3 separate regions of the Homo sapiens genome follow, and all the other regions are linked to region 1. A link is an interaction called in ENCODE POLR2A ChIA-PET data of the cell type or tissue named here. Cell type or tissue: Caco-2. All regions are shown on one strand. Each heading gives the region's core, and the rest is flanking DNA. Links, peaks and the distances in the headings are about the cores only.

The links. Peaks named below come from ENCODE experiments on the same cell type or tissue, not always from the same donor. Only the 100,000 strongest peaks of a DNase experiment are listed, where the experiment ranks them.
Region 2: POLR2A ChIA-PET joins it to region 1 with 7 read pairs; 8 of 35 experiments call an interaction of 5 or more read pairs at or near these places.
Region 3: POLR2A ChIA-PET joins it to region 1 with 6 read pairs; 1 of 35 experiments calls an interaction of 5 or more read pairs at or near these places.

Annotation. Positions count from the first base shown.
Region 1 is chr20:44,133,609-44,141,440 of GRCh38, forward strand. All of the region lies in intron 2 of JPH2 (junctophilin 2), which reads right to left. Among named protein-coding and RNA genes, the nearest start is that of JPH2, 50 kb to the right of the region's middle. In Caco-2, for the core only: no CTCF peak of the experiment used is centred there; DNase peaks (open chromatin) are centred at 3,893 and 5,493.
Region 2 is chr20:44,202,697-44,209,279 of GRCh38, forward strand. OSER1 (oxidative stress responsive serine rich 1) reads right to left here. Exons shown (of 4, transcript NM_016470.8): 2 at 4,185-4,302; 3 at 265-378. The coding sequence starts at 4,261. Among named protein-coding and RNA genes, the nearest start is that of OSER1, 4.8 kb to the right of the region's middle. RefSeq lists an enhancer at 1,034-2,233. In Caco-2, for the core only: no CTCF peak of the experiment used is centred there; no DNase peak of the experiment used is centred there; H3K4me3 peaks cover 503 bases.
Region 3 is chr20:44,847,345-44,853,927 of GRCh38, forward strand. No RefSeq gene overlaps it. Among named protein-coding and RNA genes, the nearest start is that of YWHAB, 35 kb to the right of the region's middle. In Caco-2, for the core only: a CTCF peak has its summit at 2,610; a DNase peak (open chromatin) is centred at 4,427.

The DNA of each region.
Region 1 (7,832 bases), core at 2,178-6,177:
CCAGAGAGGGCTGGGTGTCTATTCCCCTTCTATGTCAGGGCAGGATGGCCCTAGGGGAGATTCAAGTCTAATCTCCTGCCTATCAAGCAAGAAGAGGGAAAGGCCTGGGTTAAAAACCTAAGTTTCCCAGGCTGGTCCTGTTCCATCTGATGCTCTCCAATGCCTTCTTAGAGCTGGAAGGCATGACTGAGATGTAGGCAGGGGGCGATATAAATAAATATATACTTATTATAAATATATATAAATAAATATACATTATAATATATAAATATATATTTATTATAAATATATATAAATAAATATACATTATAATATATAAATATATATTTATTATAAATATATATAAATAAATATATATTATAATATATAAATATATATTATTATAAATATATATAAATATATATATTATAAATATATATAAATATATATTTATATATAAATATATATTTATTATAAATATATAAATATATATTTATTATAAATATATATTTATTATAAATATATAAATAAATATTTATTATAAATATATAAATAAATATTTATTATAAATATATAAATATTTATTATAAATATATAAATATTTATTATAAATATATAAATATATATTTATTATAAATATATATAAATATTTATTATAAATACATATAAATAAATATTTATTATATATACATATAAATATTTATTATAAATATAATAAATATTTATTATAAATATATAATAAATATATAATAAATATTTATTATAAATATATATATTTATTATAAATATATATAAATAAATATATATTTATTATAAATATATATAAATAAATATATATTTATTATAAATATATATAAATATATATTTATTATAAATATATATAAATATATATTTATAATATATATTTATTATATATAAATAATATATATTTATAATAAATATATATAAATAAATATATATTTATAATATATATAAATAAATATATATTTATTATAAATATATATAAATATATATTTATTATAAATATAATAAATATATATTTATTATAAATATATAAATATTTATTATAAATATATATAAATATATATTTATAAATATTATAAATATATATACATTAATATATATTATAAATATATATTTATTATAAATATATAAAGATATATTTATTATAAATATATAAAAATATTTATAAATATACATAAATATACATTTATTATAAATATATATAAATATTTATAAATATACATAAATATATGTTTATTATAAATATATATATAAATATATATATTTATATATATATTAATATATATTTATATATATATATAAAATATATATATTTATATATATATATAAAACCACCTGTGCCAGGTGGCTAACCATTTAGCTGCTGGGTGCTGGGAATGACCAAGTGGACAGAATACCAAGAGGGGTAGGGGGGATGCCTGGGGGGCTCAGGGAGGCTGCTAGTGACAAACCAGTATAGACTATTTCAATATTTAACAATTGGCATGACCATACCTACTGGGGTGCCCAGCTAGATGCTAACCCCGGATGTAAACGTTCCTTCTTATGCCCCATCTAGTCCAGAAACCTTCCCCAGAGGCCACCCCCAGAAAATTTGGTCTTAAACCTCTGCTTAAAACCCCACAGTGCCTTTCCTAGTGCCTGAAGGATGACATGGAAATGCTTTCATGTAACTTCATGACTTAGCTCCTGCCAACCTCTCTGGTCTGACTCCAAACTCAACCTTCTAGTCAGACAGAAACTTCCAGTTCCTCAAATGTGCCCTGTCGATTGTTTCTATGCCTGGGGTGAAAACATAGGTAATTTCTTCTCCTGGGAACTCTTGTCTCCATCCCCATCTTTCGGTTCTTTATCTGGTGAACTCCTACTCATCCTTCAGGACCCTTCCCCAGGGTAGCTCACCCTGACTGCCAGCTCTCTACCGTCTCCTGCATTTCGCTTCCAAGGTCACTTTGTCTTCCTCTGATTAGTCTGTGAGTCCCACAAGGGGCAGAAGCTTCGCTGCTGCGTGCCTGTCACCAGACAGAGGCTGGCACAGAGCAGGACTATTTATCTGAAAATATTTAGGCTCACCAGGAATGTGCTGGACAAACGTTTTGTTATATGAATCACATATACTTGACTGTGAGACTCACAGAGCTGGACGGACCCTTAGAAATCATCTCATCTCCTTTAAGATCAACACAGCAACAAGAAGGGGAAACTGTGGCCCAGAGAAGTCTGTGTGATCATTTTCAATTTTCAATCATTGAGAGTTAGTCATTGTGATCGTTACTCTGTTATAGACATATTGGAAGGGTTAGGTACTACATGACAGGCCCATTGTAAGTGCTTGTACATATCATGTCACTTTACTGAACAGCAGCCTTATGAGAGAAATACTATCATTATCACCCTCAGTGTACACATGAGAAAACCAGTACTCTGAGCATTTCAATAACTTGCCCAAGACAACCTGTACACAGACAGCAAGGGATGGCAAGTTAGTCCAGGTCCACAGGAGGTGCTTCATGGAAGCCTTGGGCAATGGAGCTGACACAAAAATGTGATCATGTACCATGGATGAACAGAGGGTAAAACCTACCCCAGACCCCTTCCAGCCTCATGCTTGGGGAACCTGGAGGCCTCAGATGGCCTAGGAGTAGTGAACATTTCTCTTTAGGAAACACAGACAGGATGAAGGTCCTGCCACCCTCTCCAGAGGGCCATGACTGTCACCGTGCTCCTGCAGGGGGACGAAGTCTGCTGGAAAATGGCCTCACCCTTTGCCTATTCTGCTCCCTGGGTGCAACCCAGCAAGAGGATGCTGAATCCCCTGGGACTCATCGCCATCATCATCATCAACATCAACATCACCATTATGAATAGGCAATGCTTGCTGCGCACCTACTAGATGCCCGGCACTTGCATGCGTTTTCTTAATTAATTCTCACAATATTCTCTAAAGTAGGTATCACTATCCCCACTTTGCAGGTGAGAAGATTATATAACCCGTCAAATCCACACAGCCAGGGAAGAGGAAAGCCAGGAATCCTATTGTGGCTTAACACCAAAATAAGAAGATGGAAGCATTAGTTACTACTGGAGTCAGACAACCTGGTTTCAAACCCCAGCTCCCTCACTTCCAACTTGCATGATCTTTGCCAAGTCATGGAACCTCTCCCAGTCTCAGTTTCCCCATCTGTAAAATGGGTTACTAATAGCACTTAGCTATACTAGTAGCTACTTCTTGTAAGGATTATGTAAATTGTGGCATGTGAAGGGTATATTCATTCAGTTGTGACAAGGATTTACTAGGCACCTAATAGACCCTTTCCTGCCAGAACCCAGACTGATGCAACCCTTCTGGATATTCTGAATGTGCATATAGTATATAGTATATGTGTACATTATGTGTACCAGAACCTGGGCTAATCTTGGGGTACCATTGTGAACAGGAGAGACTCGCCTTCTGGAACTTACAGACCAGCTCAGCATTGTGCCCAGCACATAGTAGGTACCCCATGAATGTTAGCTGCTATTTTTTGTTATCACTACTTAGCGGATTTTCTCCCCAAGGGTTGGGCTCCCACCCTGGGGCTCGCCTGCCCAGGAGCCTGCTGACTTAGCTCTTGGTGTGCTCTGCCCCCGCCCCGCCCCACCCCACCCGGGAGCCGGCCTGCAAAGGCATCTTACAAGGCCCCAGTCAGCAGACATCTCCTGCCTAAATAAGGACAAGGCGCCCAGGAGAGCTTTCTGTGAGCCGGAGGAATGTGACAGCTGAGTCCTCCCAGCCCAGCGGCCTCCCCCGCCTCCCGCCCCTCCCCAGGTGGGGCTCGGCTGGGGCATTCCAGCTTTTCCCAGAGCAGATCCCAGTGTCACTGACACCCACTCGCACCCCACCCCAGGCTGCTCTAAAAACTGATAAGGAGCTCTGGGAAGGAATTCCAGGCAGCTCCATTTGCTCCTGGGGGCTGGCGACCCTGCTGTCACAAGGACAGGGGAGGAAGAAGCCACCAGGCGGGGCCGAACCCAGCCTTCCTCTGGACAACTGCATCCCTTTGTTCAAAACACACTTCCAGAGATCGGATTCGGCCCCAGGCACCGTGCCAGGTACTGGAGGTCCAGAGGAGGTTCCAACCCCGTTGCCTTATCCCATCATAGCAGTCACAACTGGGCTAAGTCTTTGAATCCTGCCCTTTCAAAGACTGGATTTTGAACAAGTCCTTCTAAATACTGGCTTTCCTTCTCTCTGACACTGGGAAGAGGGAGAGGAGAAATCTGTCTTTCAGGCCAGTGTCTCTGAAGGATGGGATGCTTTCTACTGGCAGGACCAAGAATGATAGGTGGTACCAGACCATTCATTAAGTAACACTGTAGAAAGTGCATCTGTAAAAAGAGAAAAAATTTAAAAAGACCTTTTTTTTTTTTTTTTGAGACGGAGTCTTGCCCTATCACCCAGGCTGGAGTGCAGTGGTGCGATCTCGGCTCATTACAACCTCTGCCTCCCGGGCTCAAGCAATTCTTCTGCCTCAGCCTCCTGAGTAGCGGGGATTACAGGTGCCCGCCACCACGCCCGGCCAATTTTTGTATTTTTAGTAGAGACGGGGTTTCACCATGTTGGCCAGGCTGGTCTCGAACTCCTGACCTCGTGATCTGCCCACCTTGGCTTCCCAAAGTGCCTCCCAAAGTGTAATCCCAAAGTGCTGGGATTACAGGCGTGAGCTTTAATGCGTCTCTTACACGCTGTTTTTTAACTGAGAGCCCAGCAGCAAGCAGCCTTGAGTCTGAGTTTGTTTGCTTTATTAGACAGAGTCTGGCTCTTTCGCCCAGGCTGGAGTGCAGTAGTGTGATCATGGCTCCCTGAAGCCTCAACTTCCTGGGCTCAAGCTATCTTCCTGCCTCAGTCTCCCGAACAGCACCTGGGACTACAGGTGAGCACTGCCACACCCAGCTAATTTTTTTATTTTTTTGTAGAGATGGGTTCTCACCATATTGCCCAGGCTGGTCTCAAACTCCTGGCCTCAAGCAATTCTCCTGCCTTGGCCCCCTCAAAGTGCTGGGATTACAGGCATGAGCCACTGCACCTGGCCAAGATTTTAATAAGCAACTGAGGGATGGGGTTTAATGATATTTTGCTTCACTGTATTCTTTTTCTTCTTCTTTTTCTTTTTTTTGGCTAACTTTTTCTAATCTAATACTAGATTTGTATTTATGGTAATGATCTAAAGTTTCTTTATAAGAATAAATTTAGATTTAAGAAAGTTAAAATGTTTTTTAAATAGTAAGGGGATCCAGACAGCATGTGGACACGGCGCGGCTCAGGAAGGTATGGCAGTGACTGGCATTTGGCAATCGCTGCCTTGCCCCAGCTGCCACACCGCTGTGCCTTTGCCTCGCCTCGTCCTCCTGTTTGCTCTTCCATGCTGACCTCACTGGGCTGCCCTGGACTCCCTCTGAGCTAAAGTCATCTCCCAAAGGATCCACAGTAACAATAGCTGCCCATGACTGGGACGTGGGAAAGGCCAAGCAAGGAAGTGAATCTGGGCCGGCTTTTTTCCCCCCAAGGACAAGGCAAGGAGAGCTCAGTGCTCCAGGAAATGGAGAACCACAGAGGGGCAGGGACTTGCCCGGGGTCATTCAGCAAGTCAGTGGCAGAGGCCTTCCCACCCTAAAACAATGTGGACGGGAAGATAAAATGGGACAGCCACCACAGAGAGCCTTTGATCCAGCAACTGCGAGTTGGGGGAATTTATTCTAGAGATATACCAACCCATGGGTGGAAATATTGATCTAACACAGCAAATATCTGGAAACTACCCAAACATCCATGTACAACAATGGGGACCTGATTCAGTAAATTGTGGCACAGCTATATAATGGAATTCTACACAAGCATTTAGAAACTGATCAAGTTCTGTACTTGGAAAAACATGAATAGATCTCCAATATATACACAGCAAAGAAAAAAAAGCAAGATTCCAAACAGTATGTATATGCTACAGTATAATATGCTACTTTTTGTGTAAGAAAGAGAAGAACAGGAATCTATACATTTGTTTATATTAGGTTGAACAGTATGAAATTGCCATTTTATAGGCCAAACCTGGTCAAATATTAGCAATTTCATATTTTCCATCTTAATAGAAAGTAACTGGAAGGAAAGGAAAGAAACTACAAACAAGAGTTGCCTATGGAGGTGGCAACAAGATGGGGACAGGAAAAGGAGATGGACTCTTTATAGTAATACTTTTCTAACTGTTGGGTTTTGAACCAAATGAATGTATGATTTTTTTTTTAATACAGAGTCTCACTCTGTCACCCAGGCTGGAGTGCAGTGGTGCAATCTTGGCTCACTGCAACCTCTGCCTCCTGGGTTCAAGTGATTCTCCTGCCTCAGCCTCCCGAGTAGCTGGGACTACAGGCGCGTGCCACCTTGCCCAGCTAATTTTCTGTATTTTTAGTAGAGATGGGGTTTCACCGTGTTAGGCAGGCTGGTCTCAATCTCCTGACCTCGTGATCTGCCCGCCTCGGCCTCCCAAAGTGCTAGGATTACAGGCATGAGCCACTGCGCCTGGCCGAGATTTTATTTTTTTTTAATAAAGGAAAACACCAGTAGGGCCTCTTAGGGCAGGCTTTCTGCAACATGACACCTGTCTTTATATCCATCCCAGCTGGGTGGTCAGGGAGAAACTGTGCAGGCCTGAGCCCAGGGGGCACCCCAGTTTAGCTTCTGACAAATCCCTTCTAGAGAACCTGCTCTGTGGCATTTCCCACCCTCCACGTGGTGGGTCAGAGCTCCAGGGGCCTCCACCCCTTGGGCCAGGCTTCTGGCAAAGCTACAGCAGGTCCTATGGGATGATGGTTTTGGCACCAGGCTGCCATGACTTTGTAGGAGCACCCCCTTGCCAGACAGGGCCACACGAAGCCAGGGCTGATGGGAAAAGCACTTCAGCAGCAATGCAATAGGTCCCCACAAGGATACGGCTTGGCCAAAGGTAGCTCTGAAAACGCATTCCCACCGCTGCCCCTCCCTCCTATCTGGTCCTATGGCACATGTCCTCTAGCAGCCTAAGGAAAGAGGTTCTCCCTGGGGTGATCGCTGGGATTATGGAAACACCTGGGAGATCCCCACCGAGATCTCACCCTTCAATAACACCAAGAAGAATCACTGAAGCAAGGGTAATCGTAGAATAATTTTTTTAAGCTGCCACTATTGAATGACTGTGGTGTACAGTATTTACACAGGTTATATCTCATTTTACCCTCAGTGGTAAGTACTATATCAATTTCTACCACCTCCCACCGTTGGAGAAACTGAGGCTCAGGAAAGTGACATGCCCAAGGAACGAGTGTTATCTAACCCCAAAGCCTGTGCTCTTGACCGTGAATGATGTTTGTGCCTCTGTCTCTCCATCTGAAAGATGGAGAAGGAGGAGACATGAAAACAGAGGTGCAGTGAAGGGGCTAGAGATGTGGTGACCAGGGAAGACTCGGGATATTAAGGTCACAGTCTTCAAACCTCTGCAAGGATGTTGAGACAGACATTGCTAGCTGCTCACCAAATATCCATTCTCTCCCTCTTTCCCACTAACGGAAGCCTAATTTGTTCAGGGAAGCAACGCATCCGGCTAAAAATATTCACCTTCCCATTCTCTACATCTGGGGAAGGTCTTCACTTCTGCATGGAGAGAAGCTGTTGCATTTGGACCTCCGCTGCCTGGAATGCAGAGGTGAGGCTAGGTGTGCAGTGGCTATTTCTGAGTGTGAGGACAAAAGCCACCCTCTAAGGACAGAGGGAGGGAAAGGCAGATGGAGGCGGGTCCCTGAGGGCATCATGGAGCTGCCAT
Region 2 (6,583 bases), core at 2,268-6,267, 69 kb after region 1:
GCCTGACTTAATGGACAGAGAACCCAAGAATAATTAGAGAAGTCCCAATCTTCTCAAACAGACATAGAATATTTGTAAAAATTGACTATGGACCAGGCCAAAAAAAAGTCTCAGCAAATTCAGCAAAAGAAGGAATAGGTCCTCATCTAATCATTGGGTCTTAGGTTCTATATCATAACCTAACTCTTTTCTGGACACTCAGAAAGGAAAATCCAATACTATTATAATATTGGAATAAAAATCATCTCAATAAGAAGCTCTTACCCGTGCCAACTGTCTTTAGATGCACATGTGGTTTTAGGTTTGGTATCATCTGTTGCTGTTCTGACTGGTGCTCTGACACCTGTGCCTTCTCCAACAGACAGAGATGCTACAGACCTGAAGACAAGAACAAAGTTTACAGCTACAAAAAACTGTAAAATGAGGAGAACATATTGTTCTCACTAGCTCAAATACAACTTTTATCAATACATTTTTTTTTCTAGTTTGGGTTTCTCAAAAATTGCTCAGCTTTTAATGTAAATTTTCCTTCAAAACCAAATCTAGAGTATCCCTAAAAGCCCATGGCTGCAAAATCATAAGCCAAAGAATGACTGGTAAGTGTACCCAGCAGCAGGATATAAATAGACTTTCAGGCTGTTTCCCTGGGGCAGATCAGGCCTTATGGCCAGAGAATGCTAATGACACTGACCATTTATCTTATGCGGGCAAACCAGAGTCATGGAACTAAACTTAGTTTAGGAGACTCCATCTAACTTAACACTGAATACATTTTCAAATATTATGCAACTTTTAGAAAAATATTCTAACTTTTGCAACAAATGAACTTGAAATATTACTCAGAGTTAAATCCTTGCGGTTTAAAATTATACAGATAATATGGGTTCCCAGTAAAGAACGTGAAAAAATCTAAAAGCAAGAAAAACAGAATCATCCATACCTCACAACCCAGAGACTACCAACATCAAACATTGGTGGAAATCCTTCCAGACTTTTTTCACACACACACACACACACACACACACACACACACACCCCTCCTACTATACATGCTATGGTGTTGACAAAAATTCTTTAGAAAGCGACATTAATCTACTAAAATGAAAGGATGTTCAACAAAACATAATTGAAAGTAAAAAGTAACTGGGAATAACCTAAATATCTAATAGAAAAAAAATACTGTATTTCTAAATTATGGCATATCTATATGGCAAAATGTTGGGAAATTATTAGAAATTAAGTGTACAAAGAACTTTTAATGATATGGGGGAATGCTTATAAGGAGAAAGCAGCATGGTTAAACACCTATACATATATTATGATCTCAACTATGTAAAATAAGTATAGGCTATCATGAACCAGTGGTCTAGATGTTAACAGTGGTTACGGTAAACTGTGATTTTTACTTCTGTTTTTATCCTGTTTTGTTTTTGTAAATTTTTCTATAATAAGCATGTATTATGTTACAATCAGATAAATAGGATATTGTTTTGTAATAAATATATAGAGATTTGTCCTAATAAGACAAATACCACTAAGGAAAACCTGTTGAACAGGATCATGCTAAATTCCTGGCAAGGCCTGGTTAGTTTATGAGTCAATCCTCAGATATCCCATTTGTAAACTGGCAACAATATAAAACAACTAGAATGTATGATACACTACTACACAAGTCTTATTCTGCTTAGTCATGCTAATGACTCACCCCTTCTCTTATTTCATTTTCTCAAATATTCTCCTTCCCTTCTTATAATTTTACTCAAGGCAGAATATATGCTACAAATATAATTTTACTCAAGGCAGAATACATGCTACAAATATATAATTTTTTTTCATTTCAGCTTTTACTTTAGATACAGGTGGTACATACACAGGATTGTTCATGGGTATACTGGACCCAGGTAGTGAACACAGTACCCTATAGGTAGGTTTTCCACCCACATTCCGCTCCTGCCCTCCCCACGCCAGTAGTCAGCGGTGTCTATTGTTCCCATGTCCACGTGTGTTCAATGTTTAGCCCCCACTTCTAAGTGAGAACATGCAGCATGTGGTTTTACAAATACATAATTTTTGACCATATATTTTGAAAAATTTTTAAATAATGTTCCAAGTAATTTTTAGGGATACCAAAATGGCTTAATTTTACTTTTTTTTTTTTTGAGACAGGGTCTCGCTCTGTTGCGCAGGCCGGAGTGCAGTGGCATGATCTCAGCTCACTCCAACGTCCAGCTCCCGGGCTCAAGTGATCCTCCTACCTCAGCCTACAGAGCAGCTGGGACTACAGGCACGCACCACCATGCCTAGCTAATTCTTTGTTTTTTTGCAGACGGGTTTCACCATGTTGCCGAGGCTGGTCTCAAACTCCTGAGCTCAAGTGATGTGCTCACCTTGGCCTCCCAAAGTGCTGGAATTACAAGCATGAGCCATCATGCCCGGCCTGGCTTTATTTTACATTTCAACTTCTTAAAACATCAGGAAAGAAGTCCGTGTATCAAGAGTTACTTATACAAAATTACACACTAAGAGATTTGTATGTATAATTGTGGGTACACATTCCTAGTATTTTCCTGATATAAAAAAATTATTCCTATATAAGAAATCACAAAGGATACACTGCAGCCACAATCTGGAACTCTCTGCTTCTCTGCTTTGCTTCTGTTTCCCAAGACAATTTATCAAAGTACTGATATGAACTGGCAAGTTGACCATATTAGAAAACCATCAGGAGGAAAGATATGTTTTTGAAGTAACATGGAAGCAAATATGAGCACCTATAACATCTACTGTGCAAATCTATCAGCATAAATCTTCTCATTTGATAGCCCAAAAATAGTACTAGCAATAGGCAGGTGGCTGTAACAACAACTAACATCTAGTTTTCACTTTGTGCTAGGTACTGCATGCATTTCTTCCTATCGCCTTCAAGGTACCACATAAAGGATGGTTAAGAGCAGAGGTTCTGGGCCAGACGCAGTGGCTCTCGCCTGTAATCCCAGCACTTTGGGAGGCCGAGGTGGGTGGATCACCAGGTCAGGAGATCAAGACCATCCTGGCTAACACAGTGAAACCCCGTCTCTACTAAAAATACAAAAAATCAGCCAGGTGTGGTTGTGGCCGCCTGTAGTCCCAGCTACTCGGGAGGCTGAGGCAGGAGAATGGCGTGAACCCGGGAGGCGGAGCTTGCAGTGAGCTGAGATTGCGCCACTGCACTCCAGCCTGGGCGACAGGGCCAGAATCCGTCTCAAAAAAAAAAAAAAAAAAAAAAAAGAGCAGAGGTTCTGGAGACAGGCTATCTAGGTTCAAATCCTGGCTCTGCAACGTCCTACCAATGTGACTTTTAGCAAGTAATTTAATTTGTGTGAGTCTCATCTGTAAACTGAAATGACAGTAGTACCCATGTCCTAAGGTGTAGTGAGAATTAAATAATGCGCACAAAGTACTTAACCCAGTGTTGAGGGCACAGGAAGTGAATAATAAACTTTAATGATGATGATTATTACTTGTGGGTGTTCTACTCTGAGCTTCCAGTGTTTAGTTTCCATTTATGAAAAGAAATTCTTATATCCATTAAAAATGTTGATTTATTTTGGCCTGGGAGAAAGAATTGGTGTGAGAAGAGTCTTACACAGAACATTTTGCAAAGGGTGAAATACTAACATTCAGAGAGCAGCTGGTATGCAGGTGCTCTAATTAGTTTGGCCAAAGGGTCCAAGGTTATTGATCTCAGTGACAGAACCCTCCTGAATAGAGGTTTCCATAGTGATAGACTGAGCAATCACAGACCATGAAATCTACAATGTCTTCATAGATTTCCACTGAGCCAACCCACTTTTAGTGAAAAATACTGTGATTCCCTTGAGATGTATGATAAAATCCCTAGTGGGACACCGCTTGATAATCTTTGATTAAAAAGAAGTGGGGGGGAAGCCCTCCTCAAAGTGAACGAAACCAAAACACCCAACCTGGGAGGGCAAATGAACTGCTACTTTTCAAATTTAACCAAAGGGTTTTCTTTTTAAACTAAAACAATACTGTGCAGAATCTGGAAGAATGTCGCACTATTAGCATTTATATCTTCTTTCAATAATGAGAAATATTAAAAGAGGAAGAGCTTTTTAGGGAAAAGGGACTATTTAAAATAAGTAAACAAATAATTCCAAATAATATATTACATATTTAATTACCCTGATGCATCCACTCTTAATTTTTTGAAAGCAGTCTGTAGACTCTCCTCCTCTCCATCCTTGGCTTCGGATTTCATTGTGCAAGTTTTTACACTACTTATCGATGTTCCTGTTTACACTAAAAAAGAAAATAAAGTGAGCAAAGTAAAAACAGGTGGGATCAAAAGTATACCTGTTACCATTACTGTTAGAAAAAAAAAGCAAATTTTTATTTCAAAAAGGAAGTTTCAGTGTAGATAACTGGAGACTATAGGTTTTATTTCTTAAAGGGAAACAAATGAAATGATACCAAAAATGGATATGTACTATGACAGAATATAAACTGTTCACATACTTGATGCCAAAATCCTATTACACAATTTTGGAAACTAGATGATCTAAAATCTATGTTTCAGTATACATACTTTTTAACGGGAATCTCCCCAGTTGGTCTAGAAACCTATGAACAAAATGACATCAGAAATAAAAGGGAATAGCTAAAATTATAGCACTCTGATTCTTTAAAATGACACTGAGTATTTGTCTGGCCTAACCCTAGTTAAGTATAACTTTCATGACACATGATAGCATTTCTCTAGAGCAGTCCTGACCCAGACAGCTATGTTCACAGGAAGACACGTTTTAGAGAACAAGACGTTACCACTGTGAAAGCAGAATTAGAAATGCACTCTACCAGTAAGGTTGATACTTCCATTTGTGTTTTTCTTCATAGCCTGGAATAGTGTAATTAATTGTTAAACAAGAAAGAAAATAAATGAACTATACACTTGCAACCCCCTAAAAACTTCATTGTGCACATGAGTGGAAAAAGAAAAGAAAACAAACAAACTTCTCTTTAGCCTAAAGAAAGGTTGAAAGTAAAGAAAAAAAACAGAAATGACTATTGTGTAGACGCACCACTAAATGATCTCTTAACTAGTTTGATTAATCAAAGTCCTCCATATTTTCCACCTGATTTTTATATTTAAACAGAGAAAGGTAGATGAAGAACCAACCAAAGCAACAAGAAACACAACAGAGAAGTCTGTTAATAAACCCTTGAATCTAGTCTCCAAATTATTTTTTCACTCAGGGTTATTAGTACCAAATTTTGAATACAAATTAAGCAAACCAGCATCTATGAACATATCAGAGAGAATCAGAAGAAAAGTACCACAAAAAAAATAGAAATAGAGAATATTTGAAGCAAAAGGTTCACTTCACCTCTTTATTTCTAAGCCTTTACCCGCCCCCCCCCGCCCCCACCCCTCTTGGGCATTCTCAGAGGGAGCAGTGCCTCTCCAACGGCCCTTGGGTCCTCTCTGATTCATATCTGCTCGTTTCTCAAGGTGGCTCCGAAGTTATTGTGAGACCTCTAATATTCCAAAGGTCAAGGTGTCATAATGTTTGATATAAAGTAACCATTATATTATTGTAGTACCAGCGCAAAATAAAGAGGCAAGGAATCAGGACTTTTCACTTTACTTATTTGCGGAAGTTAAGGTATTTTAGGCAGAGCTCTCTGGGGAACACTGAAAACAGTCTCAAAAGAATTCAGCTACTAAAAAAAAAAAAAAAAATTCAGCCAGCCTGCACCTCAACTTCTTAGGACAAAAAAATAATTTAGATACATTCTCGACGTATATTTTGCTGGTTTATTTAAGTACATAAACATGAAGAAACATTATCCACACAATCCCATGCTTCACTAGTCTCTAATTCTCAGTTTAGGGTAGGATCCCCCAAATACACAATCAATTCCTATATACCTGGGGGGAGAGGTGAGCAATCACTTATTTCAATATTTTCAAAGCTTCACATCATCTAAAAGAGTACTATTGCAGGTTGTAAACAAATCCTTCCTGCTGGTAGAACTAAATTGAAGTTTGACTTACAATGTTCCTCAATTACCTTATGATCCGTTAGTCAATGTTCAGCTCTTACCGAGTTCATAAATCATCTGAGCCAATCTCCCCAACCCGCAGACCGCCCCCCAAGTCCTCTTTAGCCCTCTCTGGAAATCAGTCAGCATTTACGTACACATCACATTTAAGTATACACTGCTGAACCCTACAGGCAGAAATTCATTTCTTTCACAAATATTTACAGAATTCCTACCACGTGCATGGCACTAGAATGAATGCTAGGGATAGAAGCCCAAACTCCATTTCCGTAAGGACTAGAATCTCATTCCTGCCCTCCAAGAGCTTACAATGTAACACTGTGCTAAGAGGCTCTGAACCTACATATGTAACTTTTAATTATACCATGCTGACTTAATAGCATGGCAGGTGATCACCCTAGATGTTAATACAAACTTTACATTCCTGTTGACACACTAAAAGATCTATCATCTAAAAACCAAAACAGGCCAGAATTAAAATCTGGCTACAGACTAAAACTTCAGGAATGAAGTTCTG
Region 3 (6,583 bases), core at 2,268-6,267, 710 kb after region 1:
TCCCCATATACATTTATCTTTATATAAGTTAGGTGTGTAAAGTTATGTCTATATGCATAGATTGCTGTCTGGAACGATGTTCACCAAACCGGTAGGGGCGTTAAGGGTGATTTTTGCTGTCCTTATTGCACTTCTCTAACTTGCTTATGATGTACACATACTATTTTCACAAAAGGAAGCTGGACTTATGGGTTGAGAGGACTGATTAAGCACATCAGTTCATCTCTTCTCTCTCCAAATATCCCATTGAAATGATAACACAAGCATTCCAAAATTCTAATGAAAACTAACAAAATAATAATAATAATAATAATGCCTACCTCTCAGAATTGTGAATTTTAAAATCTGGCACATAGTGCTTGATGATTATTATCTGCATTTCCCCCATCCACTTATAGTCCTAAAGATAACATTATTATAGATGCTCTTAACCCTTCTTGTGACATGAAGTTCTTTGCAGTCTGGTGGAGCTCAAGGATGCCTTCTTAGCATAATATTTTTTTATTAATAAAATTATATATATAGGATTATAAAAGAAATCATTCGTGTTAAAGTACATTTATCAAAATGTTTAAAAAGTAAATCAGTCATAGAATAACATATGTGCTTTTACAAGATTTGGAACATGTCTAATAATGACCATGATTTCAAAGTTGTGATGAACGTAAGTGATATTTTGAAATAATTTCAACAACAGCAATGTGATGGGGAAAATACCTGATTTCTATTGCTGATGAAGTCACAGGAACACGAATACTACTACAGTCTCTTCTTTATTTTCATAATTGAAGAAAATGCTAAGTTTGAGCTGAACTTTGTGAAAATAAAGACAATTTTTCTCATAATCCAACTTCATGGATGTCCTAATTTAATAAAACAGGTTTCCATATGTCTTTGCCGAAGTCTGTTTATCTGTTTGGTCTCTTTCTTATTTATTACAGACTCTCCTCAAATCTACTATTCTTTACATTGTATTAGCCTAAGTAAAAAAATAATAAAAACCTATGATGCTCCTTGACAGTTTGCTTATATTGAAGGATGAGACTTAGACTAAAAGTTATTGGAAGCTATGTGCATGTGAGCAGGGCTTATTAACTATGAGCTTTGATGACTATTCATTAGTCATCAGTATCAGGATCTTTACATCTTTCCTTCTGAACTGGTCAAATTCTCCAGAAAAGACTCTTCTAGCTTCTTTTTAGGAGAGGATAATCCTCCCTTAGAGAGTATAGTCCTGGGCAGTGCAGTTTTTCTTTTCTTTCTTTTTTTCTTTGAGACGTGGTCTCACTCTGTCACCCAGGCTGGAGTGCAGTGATCATGGCTCACTGCAGCCTTGACCTCCCAGATTCAAGCAATCCTCCCACCTCAGCCTCCTGAGGTGCTGGGACTACAGGCACGTACCACCATACCTGCTAATAGTCTTTTTTTTCAACCTAGGAGTCTCATTATTTGTTTAGGATCAGCATTATTTGCTCAGAGTCAGCATTCTAGAGTGTAGGCTGGGAAAGAAGCCCGAGAAGCAACTGGGCAGAGCATCTCAACCTCCCTTATGTGAACTTTCACTTAATCCTTCTGCTTTCAGTCCGAAGACCCTATCTTTCACTATGCTTGGTGTCTCTCAAGCCAGATACCCCTTGTCTTGTAGTCTGCAGCTTGCTATCCAATAAAGTACCCTCTAGTCGCATGTGGCTATTTAAACTTAATTAAAATAGGCCAGGCCTATTTTATACCTGTGATCCCAGCACTTTGGGAGGCCAAGGTAGGTGGATCACTTGAGGTCAGGAGTTTGAGACCAGCCTAGCCAATATGGTGAAACCCCATCTCTACTAAAAATATAAAAATTAGCCAGGTGTGGTGGCGAGTGCCTGTAATCCCTGCCACTCGGGACGCTGAGGCAGGGGAATTGCTTGAGCACAGGAGGCAGAGTTTGCAGTGAGCCAAGATCATGCCACTTGGCACTCCAGCCTGGGTGACAGAGCAAGACTCCGTCTCAGAAATAAATAAATAAATAAATGTAATTAAAATAAAATAAACTTTCAGCTTCTCAATTGCACTAGTCACGTTTCAAGTGCTCTATAGCCACACAAAGGTAGTGGCTGGCTACTGCATCAGACAGTGCAGAACATTTCCATCACTGCAGAAAGTTCCATTGAACGGTGCTGCTCAAGAACCGGGATTGGCAAATTTTCTCAGTAGCCAGGTAGTAAACATTCCTGGCTTTGGATGCCATATGGTCTCCATTGCATCCACTCCACTCTGTCATTGTAGTATGAAAACAGCCACAGACAATATGTGGACTATTTTCTTAGCCAGATCCAACAGGCTGGATCTGGCCTGCGGACCATAGTTTGCTGACCCCTGTCTGAATGTACTGCCTTTTAAAAAAATCCCTGTACTGTTATTTTAGTGGATCTAGGGAAAGCAGAGTCTAAGATACACAGTTTTTTTTTTTCTTTAACCTACAAGTCTGATTATATGTTCAGGACTTGTCTTTTTCCTACACTTTAGGATCCACAAGCACAGAGCCCTGTCTTTCTTATTCACTATTCTCCACCTAGTGTCCAGCACAGTCCCTGACATGTAATTGTCTTTTAGTAGATCATGTTGAATGATTAAATGCTCACCAAGCCACCCTCTGTGTAATTTGGCTTTTCACTTGGATCTGCCTTCAGGAAAGAATGTGCTGGTTTTGCTGAGTAGATGTCAGTCTGCTTAACAATTATATTTCATGTTATCAATGAATACATTGACATTCCGATTTTCCATCTCAGTCTCATGAGCTTGGTAAATGTAATTCCACTTCTGAGGGAAGACATCAGCTGCTAAACTTGTGTAGAATCAAACAAATCTTGGTTACAGAAGTGTGAAGTCACAATTGAATTTGATAAGAAGACTTGTAAGAGACGGGAAATAATTTGGAGGACATAAGTACCTGGAGAATTTTAAATACTGCACTGAAATTGCCCTCTCAGCAAGATAAGCAAGAGAAGGTTATGTAGAATGTTAACATTGCTGTGACTGTAATAGAACAATATGCCAAGGGCGTTGTTGGAAATTGGTCTGGTGGGGCAAAAGCCACAGGATAGATGAAAACTATACGTGCCCCAGAAGAGTGGCTATCTTAGAGCTTACTGACTGGGAGGGGAATGAGGGAGCCTTCTGGAATGCTGGGAATGTTCTATATTTTAATCTGGTGGCGGTTTCACAGGTATATGCATGTGTGCTATTTCATTCTGCCATGCTGGTAAGATATGGCACTTTATCTTATAACTGTATGTAAGCTATTTCTTATTTGTTTCTTAAAAAAGAAAGGAATCATGAGGGAAATGCAAATCAAACCACAATGAGATATCATCTCACACTCTTTAGGATGGCTACTATCAATAAGTCAAAAAAAAAAAAAAAACAAGTGTTGTATAGGATGTAGAGAAATTGGATCCCTTGGGCACTGTTTTTGGGAATGTGAAATGATGCGGCCACTATGGAAAACAGAATGGCAGTTCCTCAAAAAATTAAAAAAACAGAATTACCATATGATGCAGCCATTTGCCTTCTGGGTATATATTCAAAAGAATTGAAAACAGAGTTTTAAAGAGATATGTGTACACCAATGTTCACAGCAACATTATTCATAATAGCCAAAAGTGGAAGCAACCCAAGTGTCCATTGATGAATAAATGAATGAACAGAGTGTGATACATGCATACAATGGAACATTCTTCAGTCTTAGAAAGGAAGCAAATTCTGACCCATGCTACAACGTAAGTGAACCTTGCAGACACAATGCTAAGTGAAATAAGCCAGTCACAAAAAGACAAATACCTTATGATTCCACTTATATGAGGTACCTAGATTAGTCAAATTCACAGAGGCAGAAAGTATAATGGGGGTTGCCAGGGGCTGGGTGGAGGGAAGAATGGGGAGATATTGTCAAATAAGTACAGAGTTTCAGTTTTGCAAGACTAAAAGAGGTTTTTGGATGGATGGTGGCGATGGCACAATAGTACGAATGCAGTTAATACCACTGAACTGTACATTTGAAAATTGTTAAGATGGTAAGTTTTATGTTATGAGTATTTTACCATAATTTTTAAAAAGTAAGAAATAATATATATATAAATTTTTCCTGATTATATTACAGTTGTTCATTTTTCCTCATGTTCAGCAATATTTAATGAGAAGACACGTGGCTTTCTGAGAGATACTGCTGTAGGACTACACAGATTGTAAATACAATCTTTAAACCATAAAACTCGTAACTGTTTAACTAGTTGTTATAAAACATGTTTGTTAAAGAAAACTTTACATGGCCACTTGAGTTGTAGAAAGCAGAGGCGACCAGTTTTGTGTGGTTATTTTTGCCCAATAAAGAAGGTGTAAATTTTTCACTGGGCAGAGAGCATTGCTGAATACACAGTCGTGCTGGGGCCTCCCAGTGGTTGGTACTATAGAGATGGAAGTTGCCTTTGATAGATCTGATCCAGCCACCATGGCAAGCTTTGTTTCTCCCACACCTGCAAGATTGAGAGCTAGGCTTGAGCAAATATGCTGCATTAAGGAAATCCAACCTAAGAGGTATCTTGGAAGACAGACAGCTTCAGCAGGCCACACTTCTCCACCCTGGTGAACTTCTATATCTGCACTAAATATGTATTACTTCTTTAATGAAAAAAAAACTCATACTTTTAATCAATCACTTACATAGTGCTTGCTATGTACCATTCACTGTCCTTAGTATTTTATAAACATTAATTTACTGGCCAAGCATGGTGGCTCACACCTGTAATCCCAGCACTTTGGGAGGCCAAGGAAGGTGGATTACATGAGGTCAGGAATTTGAGACCAGCCTAGCCAACATGGTGAAACCCCGTCGCTACTAAAAATAGAAAAAAAATTAGCTGGGCCTGGTGGTGTGTGCCTGTAATCCCAGCTACTTGGGAGGCTGAAGCAGGAGAATCGCTTGAACCCAGGACACAGAGGTTGCAGTGGGCCGAGATCACACCACTGCACTCCAGTCTGGATGACAGTACGGGACTCCGTCTCAAAAACAAACAAACAAAAAAACATTAATTTATTTAACTCTCATAACAACCCTAAGAAGGTACCTAATATTAGTACCTAAGAGGTAGGCACTAATAGTGCCATCATCATATTCTACAAATGAGGAGGTTGAAGCACAGAGTGGTCAAGTAACCAGCCCAAGGAAAGCTTACAAATGGCAGAGCTGGGACTTGAACCCAGGCAGTTAGCACCTGTGCCTGTGCTGTCAACAATTATGCTGCCTCCAAATCAGGCAGAATGAATTTCTTGGTGCTGGGGGGTATCCAAGTTCATTGGTGCTGCTATAGCAAAATAGCTGAGACTGGGTAATTTATAAAGAAGATAAATTTATTTTTTCACAGTTCTGGAGGCTGGGAAGTCCAAGATCAAGATACAGATACTAGCAAATTTGGCGTCTGGTAAGGGCTGCTCTCTGCTCTCATGATGGCACCTTCTTTGTTGCTTGAGATGGACTCTCACCCTGTTGCCCAGGCTGGAGTGCAGTGGCATGATCTCAGCTCACTGCAACCTCCGCCTCCCAGGTTCAAGTGATTCTCATGACATAGCCTCTCAAGTAGCTAGGATTACAGGCAGAGGCCATCACACTTGGCTAATTTTTGTATTTTTAGTAGAGATGGGGCTTTGCTGTGTTGGCCAGACTGGTCTCGAACTCCTGGCCTCAAGTGATCCGCCCGCTTCACCCTCCCAAAGTGCTGGGATTACAGGTGTGAGCCACTGCGTCCGGCCTCATGATAGCATCTTCTTGCTGCATCTTCACATGGTGGAAGGGGGCAAAAAAGGATGAATACTGTGTCCTCACATGACAGAAGAGATGGAAGGTCTAAAAGGGCCTAGCTAGTTCTTTTATAAGGGCACTAAGCCCATTCATGAAGGTAGATCCCTTATGTCTTAATCACCTCCTAAAGTCCCCACCTCTTCATACTATCACAACAGGTCTTAGGTTCCAACTTATAAATTCAGGGGAGACACACACACTCAAACCATAGCAAGGAGAGAACACCTTCATGTTTCCTTTCTCCTTTTTCTCTCTCCTTTCCCCACCCTTCTTGGTCCTTAATTTCAAGGAGGGGAAATTGTGCAATTTTGATCTAGATTGGTCAAATCCTACATTATAAAGGATTTTTTTCCCGGGACGGTTTTGAAGAGAGTTAACAGGTCTATAGCAGTGTTTTTCAGACTTTCAGATCTTCCAGATGTATAATTTTTTTCTCAAAAGTGTTGGGCAAAGACTTCTGCTGTCAGTAATGATAGAGTAATAGAGACCAGATTGATCCTCCCTTAAACAATTAGGAAAACAGGCAAAATGATATGAAACAATGCTTTCCATATACTGGACAACAGACAATGAAGACTATGATTCCTGAGAGAAAAAAAATGAGATGAGCCTTAAGATCACCCCTTCCTGTGTGGAGACAGTTTTCACAATGCAGCTCATAGAAGGGAAACTCAAGCAGAATGGCCAAAGTGGCTAGAATTTACAGGTAAGAGTGTTGAAGAGGAGTCCAGAGTTCTCAACCTCAGA